2 separate regions of the Homo sapiens genome follow, and region 2 is linked to region 1. Evidence: chromatin contacts called from ENCODE Hi-C or POLR2A ChIA-PET data. All regions are on one chromosome and are shown on one strand. Each heading gives the region's core, a stretch centred on a gene start or an enhancer-like site at or near the end of the contact. The rest is flanking DNA. Distances are from core to core; before and after follow the strand shown.

Region 1 (4,759 bases), core at 1,617-4,116:
CTCTGAAGCTAGTGGCTGGTGTGTGCGTGTGAGGAGCGGGAGATTGCCTGCTTGGGGAACTGCTTGCCCCTTCCTCGCTTGGCCACCTCTAGACCCCCCCTTGACTCCCCCACTCTCAAACACAGGCAGAAACACACATACACTCACGCACACACGCACGATCTCACTTCCCTGGGATTCCCCCTCAACACCCCCAGAGCTTGAGGAGGGACACACACACAGACACACACACACAGAGTGGGGGGTCTAATGGGGGCCAGGCTGCCACTGCTGATAGGGGCTGTTTGGACAGACAGGAGGACACAGGCAGCCGGGGACGCCCAGACGCCTGGCCGGACGCAGGCAGGAGGCACAGAACCCAGGTACACACCATCCATCTGGGTTTGGGGGGGCCGGGGGGAAGGAGCGGGAGCCCCACGACACCCAGGCAGGCAGCTCAGGGTCGGTACAGACAGACAGACCCCTCCCTCCCTCCGCCGCCGCAGCGCTTACAGACACACCCCCCCTCCACCAGCCAGCCCCAGACACCCGGACACACAGATCCTCACCGGGCAGATGGCAGACGCTCGAGAGACCCCTGGGGGCCGGGCCGACCTACCCAGGCAACACCCCCAGCAGGCACCGGTGGCCGAGGGAGGCTGCGGGAGGCTGCGGGCGAGGGTGGCGGCGGCGGCCGCGGCTTGGAGGAGCTGGAGCGGGAGGGACTCACACACTCGCTGTGTTCTCGCACACACACACTCACTCGGGATGCGATTAACATTCAGTCCCCGTCTGCCACTGCCGGGAGACCCACAGCCCCCCCTCCTGGCCTCCCTGGGGACCCCTTCTCCTGCCAGGCTTGGGGAGGGGGCCGCCCCCCACCCCTAGCTACCAGCCTCTGCCTTCCTCCTGGGACAAGGGAGTGAGGGGCTGAAAATAAAAAGGGAGGAAGAAGTCAGGCTGGGGACAGGCAGGCAGGGACTCAGAACCCGGTATGGAGACACCAGCTTCAGAGCTAGACTCCAGGGCTGGGGGTTGCTGCCCTCTGCCCCCGCCCTGCCTTGAGGCTCTGGAAACAGGAGGCCTTTCCCTGACTTCAGTGTTCGCCACACTAAGACCCAAGCTGTGGCTTTTATTGCCCCAGAAGGCCAGGCCTGAAAACCAGGTCTCGACCCTGGTCCCAGGAGTCCCACCCCCCAGCCCCTCCTCCCTCAGACCCAGGAGTCCCCTTCTCTACTGGGACCCAGGAATTTGGGGACCGCCTCCAAGTCGGAGTCTCTTTTAAGGACTCAGTCATCCCGACTCTCCCCCGTACAAGCCACCCTCAGGGACCCAAGACTCGTGGATGTCACCCTTGGGCACCCCGTCCTTCCAGCCCTCTGAAGAAATCAACACGCCTGCACCCCTTCTTTTATTGAGGGACCCTGGCCTCCATCATCTGTGGGTACCCCATCATCCGGAAGGGAAGCCACGTCTGTCCCCTCATAGATGCAGGAGTCCAGACCACAGGCTGTTCCCCGGGGGTCCCACACCCAGATGCCCAGCATTCCCCTCCTGCTAGAGGGCTGGGCCCGGCACTTTTATAAAGCCACCCGTGGGGCTCTGGGGTAGAGCGTGGGGCAGGACACCGGGGCCTCTGAGGGTGGAAGAGGGTGTGTGTGTGTGGGCAGGGCAGAAACTCTGGAGCAGGGGGGAAGCCAGGGCCAGGGGCTCCTGAGGTAGTTTGGGTCAGAGTTTTGGCCTTGAGCCTCCTGGGTGAGGCTCCTGTTTCCTTCATCCTCAAGGTCTGGGAGAACAGGGTGAGGTGCACATTCCTGAAAAAGAAGAGAATCAGGGCCTAAATCTGTGGGTCGTAAAGGGAGAAACTGTAGATCTAGATTCTTAAGGTTAGGATGTTTGATCCATAAGATGGTGGGGGTGGGACCCTAAGTTCCAAGGAACAGCGTCCTAGGAGGGAAAAGGGCTGGGGCCCTGAACTCCTGGGTCTGAGGGAGGAGGGGCTGGGGCCCTGGACCCCTGGGTCTGAGGGAGGAGGGGCTGGGGCCCTGGACCCCTGGGTCTGAGGGAGGAGGGGCTGGGGCCCTGGACCCCTGGGTCTGAGGGAGGAGGGGCTGGGGATCTGGACTCCTGGGTCTGAGGGAGGAGGTGCTGGGGGTCTGGACTCCTGGGTCTGAGGGAGGAAGGGCTGGGGGCCTGGACTCCTGGATCTGGGGGAGGAGGGTCTGGGGGCCTGGAGTCCTGGGTCTGAGGGAGGAGGCTGGGGGCCTGGACTCCTGGGTCTGAGGGAGGAGGCTGGGGGCCTGGACTCCTGGGTCTGAGCGAGGAGGAGCTGGGCCTGGACTCCTGGATCTGAGGGAGGAGGGGCTGGGGGTCTGGACTTCTGGGTCTGAGGGAGGAGAGGCTGGGGGTCTGGACTCCTGGGTCTGAGGGAGGAGGGGCTGGGGACCCAGACTTCTGGGTTTGACGAACGGGCTGGGGCCTTGAGTCCTGGGTCTAGGGGAGGAAGTAGGTGGGGTATCTTTCTTGTCTTCTGGGGGATTGGAGTTAGAGTGCCTGAAAGCTGCAAAAGCTAGCAGCTGAGCCTCCGGGTCCCTGCAGGATTTTTCAAGCTCAGAGGGCAGTCTCTACATCCCTGCAAGGGCTGAGGCTGGTGTACTGGACTGCGTCTCTTCCAGAGACACAGACTGCCTGGGCGAACCGGTGCTGGATTTGGCACTTTCCGAACCCTGCGACCCTCCCAAGTTCCTATGGGGCAGCTTTGGGGGTGCGTTTAGCGCCGCCACGGCAAAGCAGGAGGTGGGCGATAGGGGGCGCCGGGGATCCAGGCCCCGCCCTCGGGGGCGGAGCCTCTCCTCCCGGACTCCTCCCCCTCTCGCTCTCCTCCCTCTTCCCGGCTCCAGCTCCGCCGCCAGCTCCAGCCTTTGCTCCCCCTCCCAAAGTCCCCTCCCCGGAGCGGAGCGCACCTAGGGTCCCTCTTCCGTCCCCCCAGCCCAGCTACCCGTTCAGACCAGCAGCCTCGGGGGGCACCCCCCCGCCAGCCTGCCTCCCTCCCGCTCAGCCCTGCCAGGGTTCCCCAGCCATGAATCTCTTCCGATTCCTGGGAGACCTCTCCCACCTCCTCGCCATCATCTTGCTACTGCTCAAAATCTGGAAGTCCCGCTCGTGCGCCGGTGAGAGGCCCACCAGGGCTGGCGAAGGAGAGAGATTGCGGGCGGGGGTTGGGGGACGTCGCAGGACTCAGGAAGGGTTTGGGGGCACTAGGGGCACAGGTTCCACCCCCACTGCTTGCTGGGGATCTCTCTTCTAGGTTCTGGGTCTCCAGGGGATCAGCTCCCTTCCCCAGACTGGCGGGGGTGCATACAGTTTCATGTGAATGGCTTTAGGCCCCCAATTCAGCCACCCCCAGCCCCAATCTGGGCAGCCCGAGGGTTCATGGACCGGGAACAGGGAACCATGGCAGGCGGGGAGGTGGCTGTGAGTTGGTGACGTGGACCGTGGCGGCCAGGAAGGGAACGGGAGGGAGGTGACCGGATCCGGGGCCTGAGGTCAGGGAAGGTCCTCCCTAGGCCTCACCTCAGGTCCAGACTGCGGGAGGACCCTGAGGGGCCAGGGGTAGCCATGAGGCCTAGTCTGGGACGGAGCCTCGGGCTGGAGTAGCTTCGGGGGCCTGGGCTGCCCCCTGGCTGTGGTCCGTGGGAAAGGGCCCTGCTCAGGCGGGGCGGGCTGGGGAGGCCTCCGGGGACAGCTGCACTCCAGAGCTGCCTCCAGGCTGGTCCCGGGCGCCCTGCCTTAGTTTATTGCCCATGCAGCCCACCCCCAGCTTCCTCTCTCCTTCTGTCTGTCTGTCTGTCTGTCTGTCTCTCTCTCTCTCTCTGTCTCTCTCTCTCTCTCTTTCTCTGTCTCTGGACCACAGGAATTTCAGGGAAGAGCCAGGTCCTGTTTGCTGTGGTGTTCACTGCCCGATATCTGGACCTCTTCACCAACTACATCTCACTCTACAACACGTGTATGAAGGTAGAGGCTCCACCCCACCTCTCTGGCCCCCACTGAGGCAGAGGAGCCGGGTGTGGGTCCCAGACTCCTAGGTCTGAGGGAGGAGGGGCTGGGGGCCTGGACTCCTGGGTCTGAGGGAGGAGGGGCCGGGGGCCTGGACTCTTGGGTCTGAGGGAAGAAGGGACTGAGGCCTGGACTCCTGGGTCTGAGGGAGGAGGGGTTGGGGGTCTGGACTCCTGGGTCTGAGGGAGGAGGGGCCGGGGGCCTGGACTTTTGGGTCTGAGGGAGGAAGGGACTGGGGCCTGGACTCCTGGGTCTGAGGGAGGAGGGGCTGGGCCTGGACTCTTGGGTCTGAGGGAGGAGGGGCTGGGCCTGGACTCCTGGATCTGAGGGAGGAGGGAATGGGGCCCTGGACTCCTGGGTCTGAGGGAGGAGGGGCTGGGGGCCTGGACTCCAGGGTCTGAGGGAGGAGGGGTTGGGGGCCTGGACTCCTGGGTCTGAGGGAGGAGGGGCTGGGGGCTTGGACTCCTGGATCTGAGGGAGGAGGGGTTGGGGGCCTGGACTCCTGGGTCTGAGGGAGGAGGGGCTGGGGGCTTGGACTCCTGGGTCTGAGGGAGGAGGGGTTGGGGGTCTGGACTCCTGCGTCTGAGGGAGGGGCCTGGACTCCGGGCTCTGAGCCTACTGGGGCACAGGCCTGTGAGTTGAGGCCCCTTCTCATCATCCCCCTCCTCAGGTGGTCTACATAGCCTGCTCCTTCACCACGGTCTGGTTGATTTATAGCAAGTTC
Region 2 (4,759 bases), core at 635-3,134, 210 kb after region 1:
TCCTTCCTTTGGAAGACTGCTGGGAAGTGGAAAGACTGATTGTTGCTTGACCTAGGCTTGGGATGAAAATTTAAAGCTTGCTGTCTGTCTGTCTATCTATCTATCTATCTATCTATCTATCTATCTATCTATCTATCTATTTAAAGGGTCTCACTCTGTTGTCAAGGCTGGAGTACAGTGGTGTGATCATAGCTTACTGCAGCCTGAAGCTCCTGGGCTCAAGCAACCCTCGTGCCTCAGCCTCTTGAGTAGCTGGGACTACAGATGCATGCCACCATGCCTAATTTTTTTTTTTTTAATTTTTTGTAGAGACAGGTGCTCGTTATGTTGGCCAGGCTGGTCTTGAACTCCTGGGCTCAAGTGATCCTCTCGCTTCGGCCTCCCAAAGTGCTGAGATTACAGGTGTGAGCCATCGCACCTATTATATTATCAATATTACATGTTATGCGTTACATATTATAATATTAATATAATATATAATATTATATTATATAATATATAATATATATAATATTATATATAATATATATAATATAATATAATAATAATATAATATATAATATATATAATATAATATAATATATTATAATATAATATATAATATATATAATATATATAATTAATATATAATATATAATATATATAATATAATATAATATATAATTATAATATATAATTAATATAATATATTAATTATTACATTATACTGTTATATTACTACTGTATTATTAACATAATAATATAGAACTCTTTCATTAGATTTTATAAGTGAAAAAAAGGTGAAATTTCTGTGTAAAAGTGATGGATTGAACACCTCTCTAGTTTCACTCTCTCTTGAACCTCAATTACATCTTTTTTTTAAAATGGCTTTTTTTTTTTTTTAAATCAGAGGCAATATGATAGGGACAGAACTTTGGAAACTGGAAAGCAGCTGGACATGCTAATCCCACCCCACCCCTAAAAACCCATGAATCCTAAGCCAGCAATTGAGGGATGCTGAGAACCGGTAGCAAAGTCCTCAAAAGGAGCTGGCAACACCAGGCCAGTTTTGCAGAAGGCAAAATAAAGACGAACTGAGGGCTGTTTCAGCAGCAGCTAGACCTCCAAATCTCGTTTCCCCTCTCCCCTTACTCTTCCCCCACCCCCAGTGACTGGGGGTTTATTCTGTAGACAGGGTGAAACAGAAAGGGGCCGCTGGCTTTGGGGACATCTGGCCCATCTGAAGATGAGGGAGGGGGATTCTGAACCCCAAGTGGGTACTGAGTGCGTCTTGCTGGCTGAATGCCTGACAGCTCCCTGCCTCTGCCCCTGCAGCTCCCAGAAGCTGGCAGCCTGGCCCTGGCAGCCTGGCCTTCACCCCCCGCCAGGAGGCCAGAGGAGTTTTCTCAGGGGGATTTGACCAGCCCCAGAGGAAGAACGAAAGATGGTGACATCTGGCACTCCCCAACGTATAAAGCAAGATGCAAAACAGCATGTACAGGCCGGGTGTGGTGGCCCCGACCTGTAATCCCAGCACTTCAGGAGGCCAAGGTGAGTGGATCACTTGAGGTCAGGAGTTTGAGACCAGCTTGGCCAACATGGTGAAACCTCGTCTCTACTAAAAATACAAAAATTAGCCAGGCATGGTGGTGCATGCCTATAGTCCCAGTTACTCAGGAGGCTGAGGCAGGAGAATCACTTGAGCCCAGGAGGTGGAGGTTATAGTGAGCCAACAGCGTGCCACTGCACTCCAGCCTGGGTGACAGGAGTGAAACCCTGTCTCAAAGAACAAACAAACAAACAAACAAAAACAGCGTGTACACTAGGCTGCCCTGCTTGCTGGGGGTGGGGGGTGGCGGGGCAGAAAGAGGAAATAAAGTTAAAAATTAAAGTTAAACATACAGACATGCAAATTGACCTGTATATGTGCAGAGCTGCGCTGTCCAATCCAGAAGCCACTAGCTACATTAGGTTGTTTACATTTCGATAAATTAAATGACAAATTCAGTTCCTCAGTCATACTGGCCTCATTAAGCATTCTGTAGCCATGTGTGGCCAGTGGCCTCTGGATTGGACAGTACAGATAAGAACCATTTTCTTTCTTTTTATTTTTTTAGACAAGAGTGTCACTCTGTTACCTAGGCCAGAGTACAGTGGCATAATCTCAGCTCACTGCAACCTCTGCCTCCTGGGTTCAAGCGATTCTTGTGCCTCAGCCTCCCGAGTAGCTGAGATTACAGGCACCTGCCACCATGCCTGGCTAATTTTGAATTTTTAGTAGAGATCAGGTTTTGCCATGTTGGCCATGCTGGTCTCGAACTCCTGCCATCAGGTGATCCATCTGCCTCAGAGTCCCAAAGTGCTGGGATTACAGGTGTGAGTAACCATGCCTAGCCTGGATAAGGAACATTTCTATCATTGTAGAAAGTTCCACCGGGCAGTGCTGGTCCATAGGATAGAAAGCGAGATATGATTTATAAGCTGCTAATAACTCTGCAGGGGAGGGGACCTGGGGGACAGGATGTGATAAGACTTTTCACCACATACCTTTTTTAGAACCATGTGAATGTATGACATATTCAAAAAGTAAATATTTAAATGTTGCTTCACTAATCTGTCTCTCCTGTCCTAGAACTTCTTCCTCCTTTCTTTCAAGAGCATTAAGGGGCTGGGCACGGTGGCTCATGCCTGTAATCCCAGCACTTTGGGAGGCCAAGGCGGGGGGATCACCTGAGGTCAGGAGTTCAAGACCAGCCTGACCAACATGGAGAAACCCCGTCTCTTCTAAAAACACAAAAATTAGCATGGTGGCGCATGCCTGTAATCCCAGCTACTCAGGAGGCTGAGGCAGGAGAATCGTTTGAACCCGGGAGGCGGAGGTTGCGGTGAGCCAAGATTCCGCCATTGCACTCCAGCCTGGGTGACAAGAGCGAAACTCCGTCTCAAAAAAAAAAAAAAAAAAAGTATGAAAGCAGGTCAAAACACAGACGCAGGAGCCAACCGTGGTTTAGCCGAGATTCCAAGACAGCCTTCAAAATGAAAAGACAACTCCCCTTCCAGGGAAGGCTCTGATCTATGAATGAGCTGTTCTGCACAGGGACAATCCTGCAGAGGGTGGGTTCAGGGAAGAACAGCTGAGGCTTATTTATGTCATGGTGGGTAGTGGAGGAGAGTTACTAGATCAGCAAAGACCAGTGGAGTAGGAAGTGCATGTGTGTTTGTCCCCATGGTGAAGGTCATGGGTCTGGATCCAGGCTGTGTGGGTCCGAAGCCCAGCTCTGTCACTAAATAGCTGTGTGACTTTGAGCCAGTTACTTGACTTCTCTGTGCTTCAGTTTCCTTGTCTGTAAAATGGGGATGAGAATGGTGGACTATTTCCTCATAGGGCTCAGGTGAGATGAAAATGAGTTATAGTATGTAAAGCACTTAGGGTAGTGCCTGGCATATAGTAAGTGCTTGATAAACATTAGCTAAAATTATTATTATGTCGGGACAGAGGCCTGGGCTTGGGCTGGTGGCTTGAATCAGGGCTTCTTACTGGGCATGAGATGAAGACAGGAAGAGTGTGCCAGAGCTGAATCTCGACTTTACCCTGCCTTGGGACCTCTTCCACACACAAGGGAGACAAAGGCACAGCCAGGAGGAGAAACCAGTTCTTCCCCTACTTTCTCATCTTTCTTTCCTCTTTAAACTTCAAGTTCACCCCAAACTTGAAGTTGGATTAAAGCCGCAGAGATTCCTTATGGAGCAGCAGCCATCCTCACTGTTCCTCCAACACAAGCTTGCTCGTGCCTCTGGGCCTTTGCACTGGCTGTTCCTTCTGCCTAGAATTCTCTTCCCTCTGATGACAGAATGAGGGTCCCTTGCCTCTGTTCCATCTCCTCTGCTTCACCATCATTTGCTAAAGAGACCTTCCCTGACCAATTCAAACAGCACCCTTAGAACTGTCCCGCTCCAGGCCCCGGCCTTTTTCTCCTTGATGATAACTTATCGCTCCATCACATTACAGGACATAGCACTCTTCCTTCTCCTAATTCTCCATCTGCATGGTGGGTTCAGGTGTGTTCTCCCCTTGAGAACATTCATCAAACTAAGTATTTATCATTTGTGCATTTTCTGTTTGTGCAGTTCAATTAAAAAAAAAAAAATTTAAGTAGGCCTGGCGTGGTGGCTCATGCCTGTAATCCCAGCACTTTGGGAGGCCGAAGCAGGACTGCTTCAGTCTGGGAGTTCAAGACTAGCCTGGGCAACATAGGGAGACCCCCCCCCGCCAAACATCTCTACAAAAACTAAAAAATTAGCTGGGTGTGGTGGTGCACGCCTGTTGTCCCAGCTGCTCGGGAGAATGAGGTGGGAGGATTGCTTGAGCCTGGGACATCGAGGGTGCAGTGAGCCATGACTGCACCACTGCACTCAGCCTGGGTGACAGTGAGATCCTGTCTCAAAAAAAAAAAAGATTAAAAAAAAAAAACTTACATAGCATTTGTCATCACTGTGGCTCCCCTTCTTGCTAGCACCCAGCCAGCCCCTAGTGATGTTACATCATATTTGGACATGTTTGTCAGTTGTTGGTTTTTCCCGCCAGAACTGCAGGGGCGTTCTGGCAGTTACCTCTGCAAGGCAGCCAATAGCCATAGGTGGCTATTTAAATTTCAATTAATTAGAATAAATTCAGGCCGGGCGTGGTGGCTCTCGCCTGTAATCCTAGCACTTTGGGAGGCCGAGGCGGGCGGATCACAAGGTCAGGAGATCGAGACCATCCTGGCTAACATGGTGAAAC

The links. A loop is a pair of places that touch in the nucleus more often than their neighbours do. ChIA-PET counts read pairs that join two places held with the same protein, here RNA polymerase II (POLR2A). Pooled maps may share reads with other maps.
Region 2: a loop to region 1 is called in a pooled map, with 2.3 times the contacts of the local background. The contact joins the enhancer-like site here to the promoter of KDELR1 in region 1. A Hi-C loop is called at or near these places in 1 of 37 single-sample maps with no recorded cell type and 9 of 50 pooled maps. POLR2A ChIA-PET finds 5 or more read pairs at or near these places in 1 of 52 experiments (activated B cell).

The regions. Positions count from the first base shown.
Region 1 is chr19:48,389,658-48,394,416 of GRCh38, reverse strand. It overlaps KDELR1 (KDEL endoplasmic reticulum protein retention receptor 1), which reads left to right and starts at 2,866. Exons shown (of 5, transcript NM_006801.3): 1 at 2,866-3,149; 2 at 3,893-3,993; 3 at 4,706-4,759. The coding sequence starts at 3,059. GRIN2D (glutamate ionotropic receptor NMDA type subunit 2D) reads right to left here and starts at 749. Exons shown (of 14, transcript NM_000836.4): 1 at 549-749. RefSeq lists a silencer at 2,710-3,029 and an enhancer at 3,900-4,039.
Region 2 is chr19:48,183,321-48,188,079 of GRCh38, reverse strand. All of the region lies in intron 3 of ZSWIM9 (zinc finger SWIM-type containing 9), which reads right to left. Among named protein-coding and RNA genes, the nearest start is that of ZSWIM9, 15 kb to the right of the region's middle. RefSeq lists an enhancer at 1,278-1,337. Within about 2 kb of position 1,884, at least 2 of the 41 ENCODE cell types and tissues checked have a DNase peak (open chromatin) inside an H3K27ac peak, as active enhancers do.